Regions from separate parts of the Homo sapiens genome. Here region 1 is linked to region 2. Evidence: read pairs that join two places in POLR2A ChIA-PET (ENCODE). Cell type or tissue: Caco-2. All regions are shown on one strand.

Evidence for each region. ChIA-PET counts read pairs that join two places held together with the same protein. Peaks named below come from ENCODE experiments on the same cell type or tissue, not always from the same donor. Only the 100,000 strongest peaks of a DNase experiment are listed, where the experiment ranks them.
Region 1: POLR2A ChIA-PET joins it to region 2 with 5 read pairs; 2 of 35 experiments call an interaction of 5 or more read pairs at or near these places.

What each region holds. Positions count from the first base shown.
Region 1 is chr3:98,927,131-98,931,130 of GRCh38, reverse strand. The region is part of intron 1 of LINC00973 (long intergenic non-protein coding RNA 973); the gene reads right to left. Among named protein-coding and RNA genes, the nearest start is that of LINC00973, 15 kb to the right of the region's middle. RefSeq lists a silencer at 2,374-2,565. In Caco-2, no CTCF peak of the experiment used is centred here; no DNase peak of the experiment used is centred here.
Region 2 is chr3:98,739,430-98,743,429 of GRCh38, reverse strand. It overlaps a transcript of ST3GAL6 not described here. Among named protein-coding and RNA genes, the nearest start is that of ST3GAL6-AS1, 8.8 kb to the right of the region's middle. In Caco-2, no CTCF peak of the experiment used is centred here; a DNase peak (open chromatin) is centred at 1,859.

The sequences.
Region 1 (4,000 bases), 190 kb before region 2:
TCTTCTTCTTGAATTGAACCCTTTTCCATTATGTAATGCCCTTCTTTGTCTTCTTTTAATCTTTGTTCGTTTAAAGTCTGTTCTGTCAGAAGGTAGTATTGCAACCCCTGCTTTTCTCTGTTTTCCATTTACTTGGTAAATTTTTCTCCATCCCTTTATTTTGAGCATATGTGTGCTTTGCATGTGAGATGGGTCTCTTGAAAACAGAATACCAATGGCATCTTGGCTCATTATCCAGCTTGCTATTTTGTGTCTTTTAATTGGGGCATTTAGCCCATTTACATTACATTTAGTATTGTTATGTGTGAATTTGATCCTGTCATCATGATGCTAGCTGGTTATTTTAAAGACTTGGTTATGTGGTTATTTTAAGGACTTGTTTATGTGGTTGCTTCATAGTGTCACTGGCTCATGTATTTCAGTGTGTTTTTGTAGTGGCTGGTAATGGTTTTTCCTTTCCATATTTAGTGCTTTCTTCAAGAGCTCTTGCAAGGCAGGCCCAGTGGTGACAAATTCCCTCAGCATTTGCTTGTCTGAAAAAAATCTTATTTCTCCTTTGCTTATGAACTATTGTTCAGCCAGATATGAAATTCTGGGTTGGAAATTATTTTCTTTAAGAATGTTGAATATTGCTTCCCAATCCTTTTGGCTTATAGGGTTTCCACTGAGAGTTCTGCTTTTAGTATGATGGGTTTCCCTTTGTAGGTGAACAGTCCTTTCTCTCTGGCTGTTCTTAATATTTTTTATTTCATTTCAACCTTGGAGAGTCTGATGGTTAGGTGTCTTGGGGTTGATCTTCTCATGGAGTATCTGACTGGGGTTCTCTGCATTTCCCAAAATTGAATGTTGCCCTGTCTTGCTAAATTGGGGAAGTTCTCTTGGATGATATCCTGAAGTATGTTTTCCAACTTGTTTTCATTTTCCCTGTCTCTTTCAGGTATCCCAATCAGCCATAGGTTCAGTCTCTTTACGTAATCCCATATTTCTCAGAGGTTTTGTTCATTCCTTTTAATTATTTTTTCTCTATTCTTGTCTGTCTATCTTATTTCAGAAAGATAACCTTCAAGCTCTGAGATTCTTTTCTCTGCTTGGTCTATTCTGCTATTGATGCTTATGATTGCATTATGAATTTCTTGTGTTGTGTTTTTCAGCTCCATCAGGTTGGTTATGTTTCTCTCTTAACTGGCTATTCTGGCTATCAGCTCCTGTAATGTTTTATCATGATTCTTAGCTTGTTTGCATTACATTATAACATGCTCCTTTAGCTTAGCAAAGTTTGTTATTACTCACTTTCTGAAGCTTACTTCTGTCAATTCAGCCATCTCAGCCTCAGTCCAGTTCTGTGCCCTTCCTGGAGAGGTGCTGCAATCATTTTGAGAAGAAGCACTCTGGTTTTTTGAGTTTTCAGCATTTTTGTGTTGATTATTTCTCATCTTTGTAGGCTTATCTACCTTCGATCTTTGAGGTTGCTAACATTTGAATAAGGTTTTCGTGGGTTTTTTTTTTTTTTTTTTTTTTTTTTTTGAGACGGAGTCTCGCTCTGTCGCCCAGGCTGGACTGCAGTGGCGCGATCTCGGCTCACTGCAAGCTCCGCCTCCCGGGTTCACGCCATTCTCCTGCCTCAGCCTCCCGAGTAGCTGGGACTACAGGCGCCCGCCACCACGCCCGGCTAATTTTTTGTATTTTTAGTAGAGACGGGGTTTCACTGTGTTAGCCAGGATGGTCTCGATCTCCTGACCTCATGATCCGCCCGCCTCGGCCTCCCAAAGTGCTGGGATTACAGGCGTGAGCCACCGCGCCCGGCCTTGTGGGTTTTTTTTTTAATGCTGTTGTTTTTTGTTTGTGTGTTTGTTTTTCTTTTATAATAACCCTCAGGCCATTCTATCATAGGTCTGCTGAAGTTTGCTGGGGGTCTGGTCCAGATCCCAGTTGCCTTGTTTTTTTCCCATACCTGGACTTATCACCAGTGAAGCCTTTAAAACAGCAAAGATAGTAGCAAGCTCCTTCCTGTGGAAGTTCCATCCCGGGGCGGTTCTGACCTGTTGCCAACCCACATGCATCAGGAGGTTGCTGGAGACCCCCATTGGGAGGGCTTACCCAGTCAGGAGGAACAGAATCAGTGACTTACCCAAAGAAGCAGTCTGACTGCTTTTTGGTAGAGCAGTTGTGCTGCACTCTGGGAGACCCTTCCTTGTCCAGACAGCCTGTATTCTCCACAGTCTGCATGCTGGAGCAGCTGAATCAACAGGACCACAGAGATGGTGGCAGCCCTTCCCCCAGGAACTCCATCCCAGGGAGAGATCAGAGTTTTATCTGTAGAACCCTGGCTGGAGTGGCTGAAGCCCCTGCAAGGAGATCCTGCCCAGTGAGGAGGAATGGATCGGGATCCCACTTGGCGGGCAGATCACGAGGTCAGGACATCGAGACCAAGGTGAAACCCTGTCTCTACTAAAAATACCAAAAAAATTAGCCGGCGCGGTGGCAGGCGCCTGTAGTCCCAGCTACTCGCAAAGCTGAGGCAGGAGAATGGCGTGAACCCGGGAGGCGGAGCTTGCAGTGAGCTGAGATCGCGCCTCCGCACTCTAGCCTGGGTGACAGAGCGAGACTCTGTCTCAAAAAAAAAGCAGTCTGGCCACAATCTGGAAAGGTAGCTGTGCTGCACTGCGGTGGACCCTTCCTCATCCAGACCATCTGTATTCTCCACAGCCAGCAGACTGAAACAACTAAGTGAACCGAACTGCAGAAATGGCAGCTGCCCCACCTCCTGAGGGCTTCCTCCCAGGGAAAGATCAGAGCTCTGTCCATAGAACTCTTGCTGGCATGGTTGAAGCCCCCACAGGGAGGTCCTGCCAGTAAGAAAGAATGGATTGGGGTCCCATTTAAAGAAGCAGTCTGGCTTTGCTCTGGCAAGGCAGCTGTACTGTGTTGTAAAGGACCCATCCTCATCTGATCATCTGTATTCTCCATAGCTGGCAGGCTGGAGTGGCTAAATCAACAGAATTGCAGAGATGGTGGTCACCCCTCCACACAGGACCTCAGACCCATCTCAGGCAGACTCCAACCCACTGCCATTGGCAGGTTGGGATTCCAAACCAGTGGGTCTTAACTTATGAGGTTCCGTGGGAGTGGGGCCCTCAGAAATAAGCTGCTTGGCTCCCTGGATTTAGCCCCCTTCCTAAGTATATGTATGGATGGATTTCGCACCTTGACAGGAATCCTGGGGTGGGAGAATGTAAAACTCCTGGGCCTCTGTCTATGCCTGAACAGCTGCTCTGCCGAGACTCCACACAGCTCTGTGTATCAGACCCAAGGCCCTGGTGGTGTGGGCTCATGAGGGAATCTCCTGATCCATGGATTGTAAAGGTCCATGGGAGAAGCATGGTTTCCCAGTCCAGGTTGCATAATCACCTACCACTTCCCTTGGCTGGGGTTGGGGGTTCCTCTCGGTGCCACTCCCAGTTGGGCCATTGTCCCACCAGCTCCCTAGTTTTCTTTGTTCTTTGTGGGTTGGATTGTTTGCCTGGTCAGTCCCAATGCAAGAACCTGGATATTTCAGTTGAAGGTGCTGAATTCACACTCCTCTTTGATCATTCCTCTCTGTGAATGCCACAGACCACACCTGCTTCTAATTGGCTATCTTGGCTCGATTGGCCTAATTTCTTTTACTCGTCTTATTGCAATAACTAGAACTTTTAGTACATTGTTGAATAGAAGAGTTGAGATTAAACGTTCTTACTTTTTTTCTGGAAAGCATTTCGTATTTCACAATTAAATATTAAATTAGGTTTGCCATTTTTATAGATGCCTTTTATCAGGTTAAGTATATTCCCTTATAGTCTGAGTTTGCTGAGTTTTTATAAAACTCATAAATATTGAAAATGAATTTTTTAAAATATAAAACTCATGAATGTGAATATTAAATTTTTCAAATGCTTTTGCTGTGTCAATTGTTATGATCATGTGGTTTTCCTTTTAGTCTCTAACATAATGAATTAAATTG
Region 2 (4,000 bases):
CGGGTTCAGACACTTGAGTTGTCTGTTCACCTGAGAAGCAGAATTCTTAAGAGGCTGCTTTATAACTGGAAATGCTGAAGTAATTCATTTAAATAAAAAAAAAAAATTGGGCCAGGCACAGTGGCTCACGCCTGTAATCCTAGCACTTTGCGAGGCCAAGGTTGATGGATCGCTCTGAGCTCAGGAGTTGGAGAACAGCCTGGGCAACATGGTGAAACCCCATCTCCAGGAAAAATACACACACACACACAAAAATGAGCCAGGCATAGTGGCTCACATCTGTGTTCCTAGCTACTCCAGAGGCTAAGGCTGGAGGATCGCTTGAGCTGGGAAGCAGAGGTTGCAGTGAGCCAAGATTGCACCACGATATTCCAGCCTGGGCGACAGAGCAAGACCTTGTCTCAGAAAAAAAAAAAAAAAAAAAAAAAAGAGCCTGGCATGGTGGCTTATGCCTGTAATCCCAGCACTTTGGGAGGCTGAGTCGGGCAGATCACCTGAGGTCGGGAGTTTGAGACCAGCCTGACCAACATGGACAAACCCCGTCTCTACTAAAAATACAAAAAAATTAGCCAGGTGTGGTGGTACATGCCTGGTATCCCAGCTACTTGGAAGGCTGAGGCAGGAGAATCGCTTAACCCAGGAGGCGGAGGTTGCTGTAAGCCAAGATTGCGCCACTGCACTCTTGCCTGGGCAACAAGAGCAAAACTCCATCTCAAAAAGAAAAAAAAAAAAAAAGAAAGAAAGAAAAAGAAAAATATAAGGGCCAAGAAGTCTGTATATTTGAATCAGTAGATTGGCAACTTCTATAGGCAAATCCATGAGTGATAATTAAAAAGTTGTTTGGTAAGCATGGACCCCTCAATAAGGGTATGATCTCCCCTGCACAGTGCTGCAAATATGCTGATATTCTGCTTTGCTCTGTTTTCCTAGCCTCCTTGCAGACCTCTCCCTGACATTCCACTTTCAGGCTAATTAAAGTTCAAGTAAGTTATAGAGTTGTTTCTTTCACATCTAATTCTTCTCTGGGAATTTTAAGCTCTTGCGGTTAGGGTGTTTTGGGTCCTAATGCTTAATTTCCAAGGAAGAGGAAACACCACAAAAAGACAGAGTTAAAATCTACTGGACAACACTCAAACTTAGAAAACATATTTTTGGAGTAAAAATGTAAAATTTTTTAGAGCTAAATATTAACATCAGGTATTGCATAAGCTATGAATAACACATTGATATATCAAATCAAAGGAGTGGAGAGGGGAAGGAAGTCAAAACTTAATTGCAATGCCAACAAAGAAATACAAACCAAATATTGATGAAAATGTATTTGTACATTGTCATACACATAATTGTGTAAAATGAAGCTGTGAATAGAAAGCACTTGGCTTTCTACTGTGTAAAATATATGAAGAAGGTACTGAAAGGTTCGAGGCCACACATTTGTAGTGATCCTCTTGACTCTTCTCATTGGATGTCTCAATCCCGTCAAATCCCATCTCTACTATCAAACTTCATACAGAATCCCCCACCTCAAAAGTCACAAATGACACTTCACATTTCTATCCTTCACTCAAGTTATTAAAAGTGAGAGTGCTAAATATCAATTATATATTAACTTAACTAATGTTTTCATCATATTCTGGTGACAACAGCAATTGGAAGGAATGTATTACATGCCATATTGTAAGCCCCAAGTCCAAATTTAGAAGCAACATGTAGAATTTACCTGTTATAAATTGTTTATATAGACCTACCTCCCTAAGTGCCTTATAGAGAGATATAAATATATAAGCCATAGGCCTCTAAGTCTGATCCAGCTGGCTCCTACGGCCTGTCCTGCCTTATCTCCTGAAATGCTTGACTCTTGACTCATCTCCTGAAATGCTTGACTCTAGTAACACCAAACTTTGTGCACTTCTCAATCCTTCTTGGCAGTTTCATGTCTCAGCGCCTTTGGTCATACTGTTCCTGCTGCCCGGAATGTTCTCCCTCTCCTCTCACCCTGCCCCCCAATTCCCCTCCCACAACATTCCCACTCCCCAATATAAATTGGAATAATCTGTTAGGATTCTGTTCTTCAAGGAGGACTTCCCTTTCTATCTCTACCCTGCATCTGGATGATGACATAGGAGTCCAAGAAAGCATATGTAAAGCTGTTTCAAGATCAGAGATAACTACAGTGTTTCTATGTTTTGAACCATAAAAAAAAAAAATCTCAGATTTCAAGAACATTCGGAGAGAACGGTTTTTGCTCCTTAAGCCTAGTTTATTCTGAAAAATTCATAGCTCTATTCAACCTACAGATTTTCTCTCCCTAACTCCACTTGAAAGCATATGTACATACATGCATGCACACACACACACACACACACACACACACACACTGAATCCCTCTACTATATGCCCATGGATCCCTTTATAATAGCAGAGTACTTGGCATATGATAGATGCAAAGTATTTGTTGCTGTTCGCTGAAGAATGATGAAAGAAATATAATAACATAGGTAGATTAACATAGTCCAAAGGGAAGCCAGGTGCTAAGAGGAAACAGATCTGAGAAAAAATTAGAGGTATATAAGAACAATCAGAAAGGGTTTCTGGGGAAAGTCAATTTTTAACTAATTGAGGAAGAATAGAATTGTCATAATAGCTATAAAAACAGAGTTATAATAGTAATAGTGGCAGATAACACTGATTAAATATTTGATATTTGGCAGAAACTATGCTCAAATATTTGTATGTGTTTTTTTCATTATCACAATTACTGTGATGTGGATATTATTTCAAATTTATAGATAAGGAAAGTAAGGCTCAGAGAAGTTAGGCTATTTGTTCGGAGTCATGCAGTGATAAGTTATGAAGCTGGAAACTGAACACGTTATAATCTGGCTTAGATGGGAGAGTGTGGAGGAGAAGGAGAATGGCACTGAGTGTCAAAGAACAGCCTGAGCTGAAGCACTAGGAGACCTGCGTGGCTACAGCGTCAAACAGGACAATAAAAAGAAAGTTAGCAACATAAGATGGCAGAAAACCTCAAAAATCAGTGAGAGAAATTCTCTGGATTTTTAAGCAGAAAAAAAATAATGAAAATCATTGATGGTCATAGAGAGCTTGAATATAAGATTTTTGTAAGAATATGATTTTTTATTCTATGACTAAAGCAGAAGAACCATACACATCAAATTTGTAAAAAAAAAAAAAAAAAAAAAAGTGTTTTGCAATAAGAGAGCCAGATTTGCCCTCCAAAAAATTCAGTGTGTGCAAAATATTTATAGTTACTTGGTGATCAGAAAACACACATATCTCCTTACATCCCGTTTATCAAAAAATCCAATTATTTATCATTTAATTGTAGCATATCTGGGATAAAAGAATAATAATTAGCTAAATCACTTCGACATCTACCTGAAATATTGGCTTTAAATATTAAAAATATTTTGACAGCAATGTCCTTTATCTCACAAGATCACTTACAACAGAAAGCTCCTTTAATTACCACAACCTATCAATTAAATAAGATTATAAATTACATTTAATTGCTGTTCTAAAATGTAGTTGAAAAATTCATTTGTACCCTATTTGAATGCCTGGATTATCTATCACCTCACTGCTCTCATCTAAATGCAACTGCTTAACCCATCTTACAGTTTTTAAATGCAATGAGTTATCCACAAAAAAGACAGAATTAAAAAAATAAAATCTACAATCTCCTTTTATTCTTTGGCCCTATGCTAACCATAGAAAATGTACACATTCCCTATATCTGCTTCCTCCACCCCTTAATACATTAAGGACTCTTACATATTAAAGTTGCATAAGATTTTAATAAAAGCATTTGAGACTTCCTTCTAGGTTTCCTGCCTAAATATTTGTAATGGAATATTTCCTAAGCTGAAAACCCCACTAAGAGGTCAGAAGCAACAGGCTGATACCTCTTAAGACTAAAATCTAATGGTATGGGAAAGGTGATTTCATAGAATCAGCTCAAAGACAAGAGGTCTGTGTT